Regions from separate parts of the Homo sapiens genome. Here region 1 is linked to region 2. The links are chromatin loops, found by intact Hi-C in ENCODE. Cell type or tissue: HepG2. All regions are shown on one strand. Region 1 holds the start of CCDC112 (coiled-coil domain containing 112). Region 2 overlaps ATG12 (autophagy related 12).

Region 1 (5,000 bases), 530 kb before region 2:
CTAGCTGACAGGAACTTTAGATATTTTGGTAGACATCTCTAGTATCATGAGATTGCCACCAGGAAAATTCTCTCTTCTCAAGAAAATACTAGTTGGTTTCAGTGTTAAAGTCAGTAGGAATATTCGTTCATTTAATCATATGACAAATATTCAAGTTCGGTGTTAGGCTGTAGAATTTGTGTGTATAGGTATGTGCGTGTGGTATGCTGGGGGAAGTACAAAAATGGATAACATGTAAACTCCTAAACATTATCACAATATAGCATGCAGTAATGCTGCATTGTTTTGTTTTGTTTTTTTAAAAAAGCCCAAACACACGTGAAGAATTCTACCTAACTATGCTGAGGTAGATTCTCAACAATGAGGCTCTGCTTTCCCTACTAAAGTGGTAAGACAGTATACACCATGGTTCTCAATCTCAGCACTACTAACTTTTGGACCAGATGATTTTTGTTATGGGTGGCTGTTCTCTGGCCTGTATCCATTAGATGCTAGCAGCCCCTCAACACCCCCCTGCTCCCCACTCTGACAGCCAAAAATGTCTCCAAACATTGCTAGATATCCTCTAGGGGATTGATAAAATATCTGAAAGAGCTCCACAGGTGATCTGATCCAACCCCTGAGAAGGCAAACATCACAAAAGTGTGCATCAATAACAACATTAGGCAACTCGCAAGAAATGCAGATCAGAAGACAGAACATTGCTACAAGAATTTAGAGAAATGATGGAGAAAGCCAGCAACATGGTGTCACACATTTTTTTGAGCATAGTACTTAAAAATACTTTACGTATTATGTATATTTATATATTTTACATTTTTTCCTGAGATACTTGGGACAGAGTTAGAATAATAAAGAGAATTATAGAGGATGTGTGAGAAAATTTGCCGTAGGTGGAATTTCCTGAAGGTCTACGAGTAAAGACACTGTATTTCCTTAAAGGAGGAAAAAGATGGAACCTCTCCTCAGCTCATGACAGCCTTCCTTCAGGTTTATATTGATCCACAAATTATTTAGTAAGTGCATACTACGTTCCAGGCACTACACAACAGGCATAGTTCTTGGTGCTGGGAATACAATAAAGAATAAAATTTCCAATACTTTCTGCCCTCATGGAGCTTACATTCTCATGGGGGTGCGAGGGAGGGTGAGGGGTGTGAGGAGAAACATAAACAATAGAAATAAAGTATGTAATATAATATATGGTACTAAGTGCTATGGGGAAAAATAAAACCAGAAACAGGGACTGGGTGTGCCGCGTAAGGCGATTCATTTTAGGGAGATCATGGAAAGTCTCGCTGAGCTGATAACATCTGAACAAAGATACCTTGTCCTCACCACCTAGAAAGCGGTCCTAAGCCGATCACTGGAAACACCTCTGCCTCCGACCATCCCATATTGTCTTTCTCCTTGTGTTCCCAGCGCCGGTACAGTAACAGAGCTGCCACCAATTACTGAGCACAGAGTCCCCCTCCAATCAAGCACTGTGCCAGGGGCTCCCCAGACATAACGTTAGTCCAAAGCTCGGGAGGTGCATGTTACTATTCCCAATTTTTAGAGAAGAAAGTGAGTCGCCGACAGCATATGTTCTTATCACGCGGCTAGGAAGCGGCAGAGCCGGGTTCCCACCCAGGTCTTCCTCGACTCCGAAACCACATGGAGGCGGCTCTGCAAAAGCTGTTAAACGCACAAGCCAACAAAGAGCAACGCCCAGCGCGTGCCAGGCCCCGAGCAGGGGAGGCGAACGCCGCGCCTCCCGCCGGCGCTGCAGAGGGCACCTGTTCAGCCAGGGCCTGCAGCCCCTCGCCTGCCGCCAGAGCAGCTCTCGGTTCTCCCGGATTTACCTGTTGAGGCGCTGGCGTCGCTCCCACGCCGGTCCCGGTGGCCGCGCCCGCCCCTGCCACAGCCCCGGCTACCGCGGTGGCCGCAGCCGCTACCACAACCGTCGTCAGTGCGGCCATGTTTACCCGCCGAGCTACTCGGGCCGCGGCGGCCACCGGTGCCTGGGGATTCGTGGCAGGCGCACCCTGGCCTCTGCAGACAGCTCCCTGCGCTGCGGGCTTGGCCGGGATGCAGGGCGGGGCCGAGATGTAGGGCGGGGTCGGGATGCAGGGCGGGGCTGAGATGCGGGGGTGCAGGGGTGCGGGGGTGCGGGAGGGGCGGGACTGGGGTGCAGGGCGGGGCCGAAATGCGAGGCGGGGGCCGGGATTCAGGCGGGGAGGGGCGGGGCGAGGGAGGGGCAAGGTGCCGGGCGGAGCCGGGATGCAGGGGAGGGGCGGGTCTGGGGTTCTGGGGCGGGCGGGTGTGGGGGCGGGGCGGGGCGGGGCGGGGGCTGCGCTCTGCCCTGTCGCGGGTTTATATACCCTTTGGGCACTTAACCGACTGTGCCAGCCCAGTCCCATACCTGTCAAGAAAATTCATTGTCTTACATCGTCCTTAAATTTTATTCGTGTTATAGTCAATATATACATATTTTTACCTAATATACATCCGCTTTCTAGGTTTCTACTTAGCGCTGCTGAGACTGAGTCTAAATGAAAAAACATTATCAATGGATTCTAACAATAAATCATATTTTAGATTTTTAAAGAAAAAAACCCAGCTTGCTCCACAGAACCAGATATCAGAGGCAGGAATGCCACAGTTACATTCCTAGGACTTGGTCAATGAGAAGACAGATTCCAAAAATACAGTGCTGGGAAGTTGGAAAAAAGCCACAGATGACGCTTCCAGTCAAGACAACCTGTGGCAACTGAGCTGATTTCTGTAGGTACTACCTTTTCCCCCTTTATAGAAATCGATTCATTCAGTCAGTCAATATGGAGCTCCTAGCATATGTCAGGCACTGTTCTAGGCCTTGGGAATTCATTGTTGAATTAGACACATAGGTAAGGTTCCTTCACCTTTAACAAGTAAACAAATAGGTATTTATTGAGCAATTCCTTTATGCCAGGGCTGTTATAAGTGCTTTATATGCACTTTTGCATTTAATCTTCACAAATAACTTCATGAAGTAGGTACTATTATCATCTCCATTTCAGTGATAAAGTTAAGGATCACATGGCCACACAGGTAGAGGGTAGGATACCTATCTAGACAGCCTGACTCCAGAGACCATCCTGGTAGAGGTATTAAACAGGCAGCGGGATAAACGCCTCTGGAGCCCAGGAGAGAGAGAGCTAAAGATACGAATTTGATCTTCCTATAGAAAATATTTGAAATAAGACTGAATGAGCTCACCCAGGGTGAGTATAAATTGAAGTCTGAGAACTAAGCCTAGGCCACTCCGAGAAGGTGACCACGGACAAGAGGAGAAGGGGACCAATATGGAGAGATCTGTGAGAAGGGAGGAAAACCGGAAGTCTGTGGAGGGAAGTTTTTGCAGAAGAGGCCGGACGTGGTGGCTTACGCCTGTAATCCCAGCACTTTGGGAGGCCGAGGTGGGCGGATCACGAGGTCAGGAGATGGAGACCATCCTGGCCAACATGGTGAAACCCCATCTCTACTAAAAATACAAAAATTAGCTGGGCGTGGTGGCGCCTGTCTGTAGTCCCAGCTACTCGGGAGGCTGAGGCAGGAGAATTGCTTGAACCAGGGAGTCGGAGGTTGCAGTGAGCCAAGATCGTGTCATTGCACTCCAGCCTGGTGACAGAGTGAGACTTCGTCTCAACAAAAAAAAAAAAAAAAAAAAAAAAAAAAAAAAAAAAAAAAAAAAAAAGAGAAGAAGAAGAGGGGAGAAGAAGAAGAAGGAAGAAGAATGGAGGAGAAGAAGAAGGCAAAGAAGAAGAAGGAGAAGGAGAAGAGAGAAGAAGGAGAAGGGAGAAGGGAGAAGGAGGAGGAGAAGGAGGAGCAGGAGGAGGAGGAGAAGGAGGAGCAGGAGGAGGAGGAGAAGGAGGAGGAGGAGGAGAAGGAGGAGGAGGAGAAGGAGGAGGAGGAAGAGAAGAAGAAGGAGAAGAAATAAGAAGAAAAAGAAAGAAGGAGGAGGAGGAGAAAATGGTCAGCTGTGTGGTTCACTGCCTAGAGGCTGAGTGAAGGGGTAACAAAGAAATGATGGTTGCATTTGGCAACAGGGAGGCCGTGGGTTTATGGGGTAGGTAGACCAAAGCCTGGCTGACTGCATTGAGGAGATAATGGAGGTGACGAGGTAGAAACTGTTTTTCGCTATGATTTTGATCGATTTTATGGTGCAGGTGATCAGAGAAATGAAGTGGTAGCTGGGGGAAGATGTGTGATCAAAGAGGGTCTTTGTTGTTGTGTTGTGTTTCAAGGTAGGGACTAGTAGAAGGAGTTCATGCTGCTGGGAATTATTTAGTGGAGACAGAAGTTTGATGCTGCAGGACAGAGGCAGTCAGACCCTCTTGAAAGTAAGGCTGATGGAGTCCAGAGCATAAGTGGGAGGTTTGGTCTTTGATAGACGCACAGACTCTTCTGACACAGGGAGGTAGTGGGTGGGGACTATGGGGAGGCCAGAGAGTCCTGCATACATGGGTTGCAGCACAAGGTAGTTGGAAGATTTGGAGGGAGGAGATGGTTGGCCCCACCTCCCCACCCCTGTGTGAAGTAGGAGGAAGTAAGTCACTTGGGTGTATTGAGAAGGTAAAACTTCTTTAATTTTTGTATTACCTTTTATCCAAATGAGCCCTGTTACTATAGCACTGTCTGAATTCCTGTAATTATTAGTCCAGAATTATCTTGCAGCCTCGGAAAAAAAGCAAGTCAACCAACGATTTGAGTTGAGTGGTCTTTTACAATTTTAATACTGCCACTAAAAATAAAGAGAAGCCTAAGATCATTTTGCACTTCCTATTGTTTTTAGAGTATATCCTGCACTGGATATCTAGAGTACTGTGTTCAGAAGTTTTCTGAAATCACCCTTTTCTCTATGTGCTATGGAATCAATTTGATATATATTTCAGTTCTTTTGATTACATTTGTGTTCAATTTCAATGTTTCCTTTTTTGTTTTGTTTTCTTTCAATTTACTTTTTTTAAAAAATAAGT
Region 2 (5,000 bases):
AATGTAGGCAGAGTATTTATATAAATACGATTTGAACTGTATTCAAATAGTAGTATTTGCTGAACTGTTTTCTGAATAGTTTTCATTACGTGGCCTGTAGCTGGCTTCCTTAGTGCCAAAAGTTTACTCAGCATATTATAATCCTTGGAAAATGAAGCAGAAACTGCATGAAAAGAGATTTTTATTTTCACACTCCTTCAACACCTAAGGCTTTCTCACTTTGTGTTACAACTAAATTGGTTGACTAATGTCATGTAATCTGAGAAATACACTGTACTTCGTTCTAGTAGATATTTAAGGTCCCTTTAGGACTGAAACTTACAGAAATCAGATTCCAGGAATTATCCAATCTCATTTTGATTTCGGATAAACATTAATTTGCCTTATTCCTTAAATATGGTGAATTCATTATGAAGTCTTTGGCATACTTTTAAAGATGGAAGTACAATATTGCAATATTATACATATACTTTGTGTGCCATGGGTCATCTATGCACAGTAAGATGAAGCATGATATTAATGACATCTATTTAGTCACAAAGAAAATTTAAAATATCACCTGAATGTTCAGTTTTTCCCCCAAGTTTAATCAGACTTGAGAGTTTAAATTAAAAATAAATTGTGTTGTAGGTTCTAGTCACCCAATAACTTATCGGATCCAGGCTTAATTATTGTTTAATGTTGCAAATTTAGCGCAGAATAATTCTTTGAGTAAAGATCAAGAAATAATTAAATATGATTTGAAAAAGTACAAAGTCCAGGCCCGGCACGGTGGCTCACACCTATAATCCCAGCACTTTGGGAGGCCAAGGCGGGTGGATCACCTGAGGTCAGTCAGGAGTTTGAGACCAGCCTGGCCAAAATGGTAAAACCCTGTCTCCACTAAAAATAACAAAAAATTAGGCGGGTGTGGTGGCAGGTGCCTGTAATCCCAGCTACTCAGGAGGCTGAGGCAGGAGAATCACTTGAACCCGGGAGGTAGAGGTTGCAATGAGCCAAGATTGTGCCATTACAGTCCAGCCTGGGCAACAAGACCGAAACGCTGTCTCTTTAAAAAAAAAAAAAAAAAAAAAAAGTGCAAAGTCCTATGTATTCTTCAGAGTTGTTAGGAAAGAAAACAAATAAGGTTAGCTACATATTTAGCTAACCTTAGATTTAATAAACTATTAAGTTATTTAGGTCAAAAAGAATAACTAAATGGATGCTACAAATTTCAACCAGTATTTTCGATTTTTTGAGGTCTATCATCTGAACCCTCAGTGGCAAACAATACGAAAATTCAACATATTTTTATTTGTTAAATATATGAATATAATTAAATATATTCCTTCAGTAAACTGAACTGGACAAAACTAGAGAACAGACCTTTTCCATACTCATTTAACTTTAAAATGATATTACTTTGAATTCTACTACATACCATCTTAGATCCTGTTTTGAAATTCCATTCACATTACATTCGATTTACTAGAATGCCTTTTTTTTTCTTTTTTGAGATGGGGTCTCACTCTGTTGCTCAGCAGGAATGCAGTGGTACAATCACGACTCACTATACCCTTGAACTTCTGGGCTCAGGGGATCCTCTTGCCTCTGCAGCCTAATAATTTTTTTTTAATTTTTATTTTTTTGTAGAGTTGGGGATCTTGCCTTGCTAACCAGGCTGGTCTCAAACTTGTGGCTTCACGCAATCCCCACACCTCAGCCTTCCAAAGTGCTGGGATTACAGGTGTAAGCCACCATGCCTGATCTGGAATGCTTTCTAAAAATATGGCATTATAAACATAATACTAAAGAGAAAAAAAGGTTAAATTTCACTTCAAGAAATTATCAGTCTAATAGCATCAGTAAAAATGGCACTTTTAGTCATGGCATAAAATATACAATAAGGCTATTTTTCAATTATTGTTTTCAAGTTGGAAAATGCATTATGAAACACTCAAAAAGATGCTACTGGGTTTACTCATCAAGTGCTTTTGACACCATATAAATGACAGAGTAACACCACAGTTATGTGATTGGGACTCAAGAATCCTTAAATGTTAGGACTGAAAACAGGTATATGACTTATTTGTCCAGAATTTATATTTTTCTGTATCCCAATAAAATAATTAAGCCATGTGTATTGTGTAAAATTACAGTCTTTCAGTCTGTCCTATGTGCTTGCTCTCCTGGCTAGATATTAGCTAAAAATTAGCAAAAACAGCCATTTCCCCTATTATTCCCCAGCAAAGATGTGAAACCAAAACGCCTAACCTTTTCTGCCTGGTGGACTGCCCTCTACTGGACTATTTGAGGTATTCAGCCAGCAGGTCAATGTGACTAAAAAGGTAAACATAGAGATAAATGTAAACATTAAAAAAAAAGGAACCCTTTAGTATATTAACTTTTACCATGAAAACAATTTCAGTCATTTTGAGAACTGACAATGAAGATGTTTATACAGTCTTAGTCTCCTTTTCAACCTTGGAGGCAGATCTGCAGCAATAATAGTAACAAGTAGGAGCAATGGGTGTACTATCATGACCATCTTTTATGATGACTGGTGCATTAATACAAATCACATTTTTCTGAGTCCATTCATGCTATGGATGTTTTCTTATGCATAAACATAGAGTAGACACATACTAAATAGATCACATCTGTTAAGTCTCTTGCCACAAGCATCAAAACTTTTCAGAGCTGTCTCTTCCGTGAAAATCCATTTCATGTAGTAGCAAGTTGATTTTCTTTGTGGTTCATCCCCACGCCTGAGACTTGCAGTAATGTAAAACCAGTTTACCATCACTGCCAAAACACTACAAAAAAAAAAGGCAATAAATCAAACTCAATCTTTTATTATTCTTAGATGAAACTAAGAAGATAAATGCCACATGTATCATAAATATCCACACACGTATATTAAGTTACCTATGTTACAGGCTATCTCTTTCAAAGGATGCCTGTTTCTATCAGACACATATTAATAATCCTAAGTGTTTAATAAAATCTGTCCTTTAAGCATCTTAGGCATGAATGAGCTTATGTATTTTAATCTTGTCCTTTCTCTACATGTCCAACCACAATATATGTAATTTTAGCTGTTTTCTAGTAGTGGTGCTAGTATGTGTACTCTAATAACTATTACAATGACTCTGTAAGATGTTAAACAGTCATTCTTATGCTGTTTTCTCAATTTCTTGTAGGCAGATTTGGATAACAGATTATAAGAACAATGTAGAAGAAATCAAATGTAGATAAAGAAAAAGCCTTACTTTATGAGAATCATGAAGATGACTTTGAAATGTAATTTATTCCTTGGTTCTTCAATCATTGTATAATTTATTAATATCTTTCTATGATCAAGATGTTAGATAACAGAACAAGAAAGTCATCTTTTCTACCCCAGAAAATTAAGAATGGCATGCCATCTCTTGAAATAAAAATGTGAATTAACAATACTACACAATATACATATTATACAGATGTGCATACTCGATTAAGAAAAAAAAGCAGTAATTTCTTTCTTTTTTTTTTTTTTTTTTTTTTTTTTTTACCTCATAGAGAGTTCCAACTTCTTGGTCTGGGGAAGGAGCAAAGGACTGATTCACATAAATAAACTACAAGAAAGGAAGGAAAAACAGAGATGTTTAATGGTATCCTGATTAATCTGCATTTTTCTGCATTCCAATCAGCTAGCTATTTTGTATTGTTTTCACAATTGAAGAAAGCTTCTCTGAACTCCTAACTTTTCTAAATAGTCAATTTAAAGAGATCATTACGAAGATCTCATTTTTCCTCCAGAGGAATAAAAATAACACAATTCCAGTTCCTAGAACAGTGGTTCCTAACTTTGTATAACTAAGAAACTTTTAAATATTTTTTACAAATAGCTTTTGAAGAGCTGGCTATTCAAGAAATTACATTATCGTAAAAATGTCCCCACTTACCCACAAAGAATTTCTCCTAAGATAATTACACAGGCACACAGCCAAAAATCAATATGTCTAATATTCAAGGTAGTTTGTACACTTTCCTTGGGTAAATGTATGACATATATACTTAGGTTTTTTAATAAAGTCACTTACAGGCAAATGAAGCAGGAAAAAAAGTAACAATTAAAACCTTATAACCTTGCTCTTTAAAGGATTCACTGCTCAATGTTTCAGTTTAGTCTGTTTTTACTAAAATATTTCTAGTACTTAAAGTCACAGTGTTGAAGTGCCCTTTAATAATTTTCTTTTTGGAAAACAAAACTTTATTTGCAGGTAACATATTTAGTTTTCCTTTAATATCCAAATTTGGGACTAAAATGTCCTGGATTAAACTTAGTATTTAAAAAAAAAAGTATCAGAATAGTTGGTTGACAGATACTATTTTGATCACCAACCATGAACCATCAATATTGCTTGCATCTCTCTTAGCCAATATAGTGTGGTGATTAAGTGTATAGGCTCTGAGACACACCTGGGTTTGAATCCTGGCTTTACAAATAATCTCTCATCCTCTTTATTTGTAAGATATGGAAAATAATAGGACCTATACCTCTTGGGTCTGTTAGGAAAGACAAAATGAGATAATACACTAACTTTCAGTGCCTGGTATATGTACTCAATAGACGTTATTGTTAAATTATCTTTAAATAGTTCATGCTGAAATATCAATTTGTGGTTATGGCTGAGTAGAGTTCTGGCACAAAAATTTCAGAACTGTAACAGAAAACAATGTGCATTATAATGTGAATTTTTTGTAATACAGATATAATTTGTGTTCAGTGCCTGACAATTTATGAGCAAATCCAGATTTTACTCTTGTACATTATAAATGAGGGGAAGGGCTCTCAATAACAGCTTAGTTTATCAGTGTCTATGATGTGCTGAGAATTGTACATGGAACTATGAAGATTAATGTGATCTCTTCCCTCAATGAGCTTATAATCTGTAGGAGAGGCAGAGACACACATGAATAAATACGGGTGAGAAAAGTACATCTAATGAAGTATGTAGCGTACAGAAATGTACACT

What was found. Peaks named below come from ENCODE experiments on the same cell type or tissue, not always from the same donor. Only the 100,000 strongest peaks of a DNase experiment are listed, where the experiment ranks them.
Region 1: a loop joins it to region 2, with 4 times the contacts of the local background. A loop is called at or near these places in 38 of 110 quality-filtered maps.

What each region holds. Positions count from the first base shown.
Region 1 is chr5:115,294,583-115,299,582 of GRCh38, forward strand. CCDC112 (coiled-coil domain containing 112) reads right to left here and starts at 2,072. Exons shown (of 10, transcript NM_001040440.3): 1 at 1,845-2,072. The coding sequence starts at 1,961. It overlaps LOC105379129 (a long non-coding RNA gene), which reads left to right and starts at 2,346. Exons shown (of 5, transcript XR_948684.3): 1 at 2,346-2,766. RefSeq lists a silencer at 1,721-2,170. In HepG2, no CTCF peak of the experiment used is centred here; DNase peaks (open chromatin) are centred at 1,729 and 1,879; H3K4me3 peaks cover 1,226 bases.
Region 2 is chr5:115,829,069-115,834,068 of GRCh38, forward strand. ATG12 (autophagy related 12) reads right to left here. Exons shown (of 4, transcript NM_004707.4): 3 at 3,534-3,596; 4 at 1-2,795. The coding sequence ends at 2,736. It overlaps LOC124901049 (a long non-coding RNA gene), which reads left to right. Exons shown (of 2, transcript XR_007058908.1): 2 at 3,183-3,814. Among named protein-coding and RNA genes, the nearest start is that of ATG12, 10 kb to the right of the region's middle. In HepG2, a CTCF peak has its summit at 2,282 (motif pointing left); a DNase peak (open chromatin) is centred at 2,293.